Linked DNA regions of Mus musculus: region 2 is linked to region 1. Evidence: chromatin loops called from intact Hi-C (ENCODE). Cell type or tissue: left cerebral cortex. All regions are shown on one strand. Each heading gives the region's core, and the rest is flanking DNA. Links, peaks and the distances in the headings are about the cores only. Region 1 overlaps Tnrc6a (trinucleotide repeat containing 6a). Region 2 overlaps Tnrc6a (trinucleotide repeat containing 6a).

What was found. A loop is a pair of places that touch in the nucleus more often than their neighbours do. Peaks named below come from ENCODE experiments on the same cell type or tissue, not always from the same donor. Only the 100,000 strongest peaks of a DNase experiment are listed, where the experiment ranks them.
Region 2: a loop joins it to region 1, with 5 times the contacts of the local background. A loop is called at or near these places in 3 of 42 quality-filtered maps.

The regions. Positions count from the first base shown.
Region 1 is chr7:123,187,562-123,190,378 of GRCm38, forward strand. It overlaps Tnrc6a (trinucleotide repeat containing 6a), which reads left to right. Exons shown (of 24, transcript NM_144925.3): 20 at 1,227-1,334; 21 at 2,284-2,505. Among named protein-coding and RNA genes, the nearest start is that of Slc5a11, 26 kb to the right of the region's middle. In left cerebral cortex, for the core only: no CTCF peak of the experiment used is centred there; DNase peaks (open chromatin) are centred at 1,416 and 1,536.
Region 2 is chr7:123,132,656-123,135,472 of GRCm38, forward strand. The region is part of intron 2 of Tnrc6a (trinucleotide repeat containing 6a); the gene reads left to right. Among named protein-coding and RNA genes, the nearest start is that of Tnrc6a, 10 kb to the left of the region's middle. In left cerebral cortex, for the core only: a CTCF peak has its summit at 1,389 (motif pointing right); no DNase peak of the experiment used is centred there.

The sequences.
Region 1 (2,817 bases), core at 289-2,788:
CTGGCCCTGACCCTCACCTGGGCAGGTGACCTTCACCTCACAGGTGAAGGGGCACAGGACAGCCCCTTCAATCCATTCTGCACTCCATTTAGATGCACTGACCCTTCCATTAGAAACTTGTGGTCGTAGCTCTTTTTTTAATATAAAATCTAATGTTTTGACTTTCAGAACATTCTTTCCATAAAGAACCAGTTTCTATAAACAACTAACTTTTCTATAGCTCCTTTTCAGCCTGGCCTGTGCCTTACTATCTTCTGCTGAATTGGCTTTCATGGCCTCTACGTAGCTCTTTGGTAGATTCTGCCATTTCAGAATGACACGATTCTTCACTTAGCATTATGATATGACAAACACTTGCTACCTTAATAAGCTGTGTATCAGTAAAGACTGTTAGCCCTTTTACATTCTTTGTAAATTACTAAAAGGGATAGAAAGGAGAATATATTTTACACACACATACAAAAAAATCAATTATTTTAGTGTTTCAGTAACTTTTTATTAATCTTTCTTCTAGGACAAAACAATGGAAAAAATATTCACATATGCCTATGGTAAAAAACAGCCCCATGGTAGTCATAGGGTTATTTCACCTGACAACCCTTTAGAAAGTACATACGTTTCACAGTGAGAACCTTGAAATCCCAGGCAGGCAGGCAGGCAGGCTGTTTGTCCTGGGGAAGCCGGTCAACATTCCAAGTGTAAATGAAGTATACAACTGGCAGTGGCTAACATTTTAAAAAGAAAGCTATGACCACAAGTTTCTAGTGGAAGGGTCAATGCATCTAAATGGAGTGCAGAATGGACAGTAGGGACTGTCCTGGTGCCCAGGTGAGGGTCAGGGCTAGGCCAAGACTAAAGAGAATATGTTAACTACAGAGCCCAAATATGGAGAAGGCTGAAGGCTCTTGGGTACTGCCTGTGACGGGCTGCCTTGATGACCTGTCTTGCCAGTACATAGTCATTGCTGTTCAGAGTGAAGAGCTAGAGCAAAAGCAGCCTCTTTAGTGCTGCAAGGAGAGCCTGGCTCATCTAGCCACTGCACACTCTAGGGGATCAAGAAGGAAATGCCTATTCTGAGCCAGGGCAGAACCAGTCAGCAGAAAGGAAGCTGCTATCTTGGGCCCTATCTTTAATTCAGATGCTTTCAACTCCTATCTTGAGGATGCTGTGGCCCTGCAGCTTCCTAAACCCCATGCCCTGCTCTGCTCATTGACTCTCTTCTGCAGGGTCATCCTCATCCTTGAACACCACGCTGCCTTCAACTAGTGCCTGGTCATCCATTCGTGCCTCCAACTACAATGTTCCCCTCAGCAGTACAGCACAAAGCACTTCAGGTGGGCGCTCTCAGAAACCGCCAGCCTGGGGCTTCCCCTCTGCTGCCTTCTCAGGTTGTTGGGGGAGGGTTTGTGATCCTATCCAAGTATTGCAAACATCATGTCTCTCCTTTGAAAAGCAGTCTACATTTAGCACACAGCTCTCTGCCATCTAAGCCACCTCAGCCCTGTGATAAAGCACCATTGAATCCAGAGTCTTCTGAAAGCCACTTGTACTCGCTCTTTATTCTCAATCCTCCAGACTGATAGCTCTATAGGATGTGGGAGGTGGGAGGTGGGAGGTACTGTATGATGCTGTGCCCCCGCAGTGAACTCGAAGGCTAGAGCCCTGGGCTTCAGTGTGCATCTGCTGCAGCTCAGGAATACTCTGCTGTGGCCAGCCTTCCTGCAGCCACACTTGGAGGAGCCTTGGTCTAATGGCCAGGTACTTTGTAATAACTCAGGTCTGAATGCTCAAGAGCTGCTGAAGACCTTCCCACCCCTTTCTCTTCCCGTCTTTTAGCACTCTTTGACATAGTTGCCTCTCTCCCCATGAGTGTTGTGTGGCACCACCTTGCTAACTTGGAATAACTGCTATAGCCTTTCTTCTGGGAGGAAATGATGAGCTTAAAATGTCTGTGGCCTGTGTCTCTCTTGAGTGGACCAGTTGGCCAGGAGTCCACGTGTGTATCTTATAGTCTGTGTTGTAATCTCGGAGAGCAGTTCTCTGCTTGCATAGTCTCAGGACAGTATCAGGTGAGGGCCCAAGTCCTGAGGAAGATTGCCAGCTCTGGACTCTTTGTCTTTCTCTGTAGGCCTTTACCTAGATTTAGGGGTTTTGGTAGTTTTTGTTTATTTAACTCACTTTTCATGGGACAGTGAATATTATTGTGGGAATTTTCTCTTTCTAACATTATCCCACCTTCTTCAATTTTTCTTATTTTCTTTCTCCCCCTTCTCCTTTGAGTAGCCAGAAATAGTGATTCCAAATTGACGTGGTCTCCTGGTTCAGTTACAAACACCTCTCTGGCTCATGAGCTGTGGAAAGTCCCTTTGCCACCTAAAAACATCACTGCTCCGTCCCGCCCACCTCCGGGGCTGACTGGTCAGAAGCCACCCTTGTCTACGTGGGATAATTCTCCCCTTCGTGTAGGTGGAGGATGGGGAAATTCTGATGCCAGATATACCCCAGGTAAGACACGATAGCTGTGGTGCTTGATTGTGGACCAACACTGTGAGCTGCGGGGTCACACTCTGTAAAGGCAGAGTGAGCTTGAGCAGAATTGTAGTTCATCTCTACCTTTTATAATTTTCTTATCTTTAGGAGTCTTGATTAATTTCCTTAAGAATGTTTAGCCAACCTGTATGGTAGTGCATGCCTGAAATCCTAGCCCAGGGGTAGTGAAGGCAGGAGCAGTAAGTATGAGGATGTTGGTGTCATCTGTACATGAGACCCTGGAGACCTTGTCTAAATAAGTAAGAATGCTTACGCAAAGCAGTGCTA
Region 2 (2,817 bases), core at 110-2,609, 55 kb before region 1:
TGTGTGTGTTATTTTGTATTGTTGAGTTGAGAGTTCTTAATTTTATATATGATTTACAAGTATTTTCTCTTATTCTCTCTGCTCTTTTCACCTTTTTGTTGGTCCCTTGAAACACAGATAGTTTACCTGTGATGGTTTTGTGGCTTGTGCTTTTGATATTAGTTCCAAGGTTGGAAAAATCCCCCCTTCCCTTTTTTTTTCCTCCAAGGTTGCAAAAATTCCTTTGTTTTCTAACAGTTTTATGGATTTTACATTTAGGTCTGTTATTTTTTGTATATGGTTGTGAGGGCACCAGTCTCATTCTTGGAACTTTACAGTTGTTTGGCCCCATTTGTTGAAAAGATGGTTTCTCTGGTATCCTTGAAGGTCAGTTGCAGGGCATTACCTCAGGAATCTGTTATTTGGTCTGTTGGCCATCCTGTCTTCATTAGTTTTGTAGTTAGGCTTGAAACCAGTACCAGGGGTCTGTCTCCCCCCACCCCCACCTCCGTTCTCATTTTCAGGGTTGTGTTGGTCCCCTGGTGTTTCTATGTGAATTTTAGCATCACTTGTCTGTTTTAATGAAAAAGTTGAGCTTTGGATAAGAACAGTTTGTAGATCAGCTTAGATAATATTTTAATGACATTATTCTTTATTTTTATATCTTTATTCATAAATACTTTCTAGTTATTTAGGCTTTTAATTTTTTTCAAAGATGTACTATGTTTTAAGTACATAATTTGTACTTCTTTTTAAAAATTCATTCCTGAGTATTCTGTGGTTTTGATGCTATTAGAAATGGAATTGTCTACTGCATTAGTTGGTAAAAGAGATAGAAACCAGGAGCTTAAATAATCATATTGAGCATATACTCCACCCAGCTATCCCCAGTTCCCGCTGTCAGTGAATTCAGATAGGTTTACATCCTCCTTTCTGATCTTGCTGTGTTGGACCTATTGACCGAGGTCTCCTTCCATTTCACTTAAGACTTAGTATTGTTGTAATTTGTTTGTTTATTTAATTCTGTGTGTGTGTGGCTGTTTTGCCTGTATGTATGTCTGCCCGTGAAGGCAGAAGAAGGTGTTGGATCTCCTGGAACTGGAGTTAGAGATGGTTGTGAGCTGCCACCAAACATGAGTCCTCTAAAGAACAGCTGGTTTTCTTAACCACTGTGCCATATCTCTAGCCCCTGTTGTTTTTGTCTGTTTCATAATAGTATTGAAAAAGAATGTTAAGACTGGTCATGTTAATCATTTGTTACCACTGATGTAAGCTGTGGGCTTTTCTGTAACTACCCTATGTCTGTTTAATGAAGTTTTCTTCTACATCCAGTTTGAGTGCTTTTCTTTCTCTCTCTTTCTCTTTTTTAAAAAATATTTAATATGTATGAGTATACTGTAGCTGTCTTCAGACACACCAGAAGAGGGCATCAGATCTCATTACAGATGGTCGTGAGCCACCATGTGGTTGCTGGGAAATGAACTCAGGTCCTCTGGAAGAGCGGTCAGTGCTTATAACCACTGAGCCATCTCTCCAGCCCTGATTGCTTTTCTTAGTGATAGTGTTTTGAATTTTTGTGACTACTGCTCTTGTATACTGATGCCATCAGTAACTGGCTTCATTCTTTTAACATTGTAGTACACTGATATTTGTATGTTTAACCAACCTTCCATTCTTGAGATGAATCCTTTGATAGGTTGGACTTCTTGTTGTCTGTCTGTCTGTCTTTTTTTTTTTTCTTTTTCTAAGACAAGGTTTCGCTGTGTAGTCTTGGCTGTCCTGAAACTTGCTGTGGAGACCAGGCTGGCTTGCAAGAGACCAGAGTGCTGGGGATTAGAGAGGTGTGCCACCACACCCAGTGTGTTTGTGTTTCTAATGGCTATAAATCTATATTCTTCCTGTAATAGTGTTATGTGTTTTTGGTATGTGGTATTTGACTTAGAATCTGGGGGTGTTAGCTGTTGCTTTGGGGTGCATCAGATGCTGTATTGTGCTTTCAGAGTTGTGTTTTGTATTCAGTAACATTTTGTCTATAGTCCTGCTCAGCCTTCTTTCTATCCTACCTATCACTCAGTGTCTTGCAGTGAGTTTCATGTAGCTAATGATTAGTGTACACTTGCTCTGTGCCTTCAGTTAGTACTTTATCTGTTTTACATAATCTAATCTTCACAACAACTTTTTCAGGGATGTGCAGTTGGACTTCATTAGTTACAGGATAGAGGCTTATGAGATGTTAAATATGGTTTTAAGGCCACACAAGCTGCTGCTGGATCTGGAGTTTAAGTTCTTCATTTCTCGACATGAACCCCCAAACTCTGCACTACAAGCTGTGCTTAAGAAGGGCTCCTTTGATCTGGTCTTTGAAGCAATAGTGTGTGGGTGGGAAAAGTGAAAGGAGTACAGTTACAGTGGCTTAGGAAGGGAAGGAAGCAGGGATTGTTGTCTAATTAAGACCCTCTGTGCCAGGGAGGACAGTTAAAGGAGAACTGGTTTTTTTTTTCCTGCACCAGTAATTAGTTCTTTCTGGAACAGCGAGATTAACATCTAAAATAATTAGACCATGCATATTGTTTAATTGGAGGTCAAGGGTGAGGTCTGCATTGGTTGGAAAGAAATGTGAAGGAAAGTAGTAATTGAGCTAAGCTTCAGAAAGAGGATGGACTTAGAGATTTAGTAGGCAGCTTGGGTTCTGGGTGAGCTTTAGGATACAGCCTTGTACCTGGCAAACCTTGGAAGAGTGTCTTTTCATAGTGATGGGGAATGATATTACTGCTGTATTTCAGGGTTGTAGGTCCAAAATAAATAGTTTTAACACTGTACACTGTAGAGTGCTGCTTT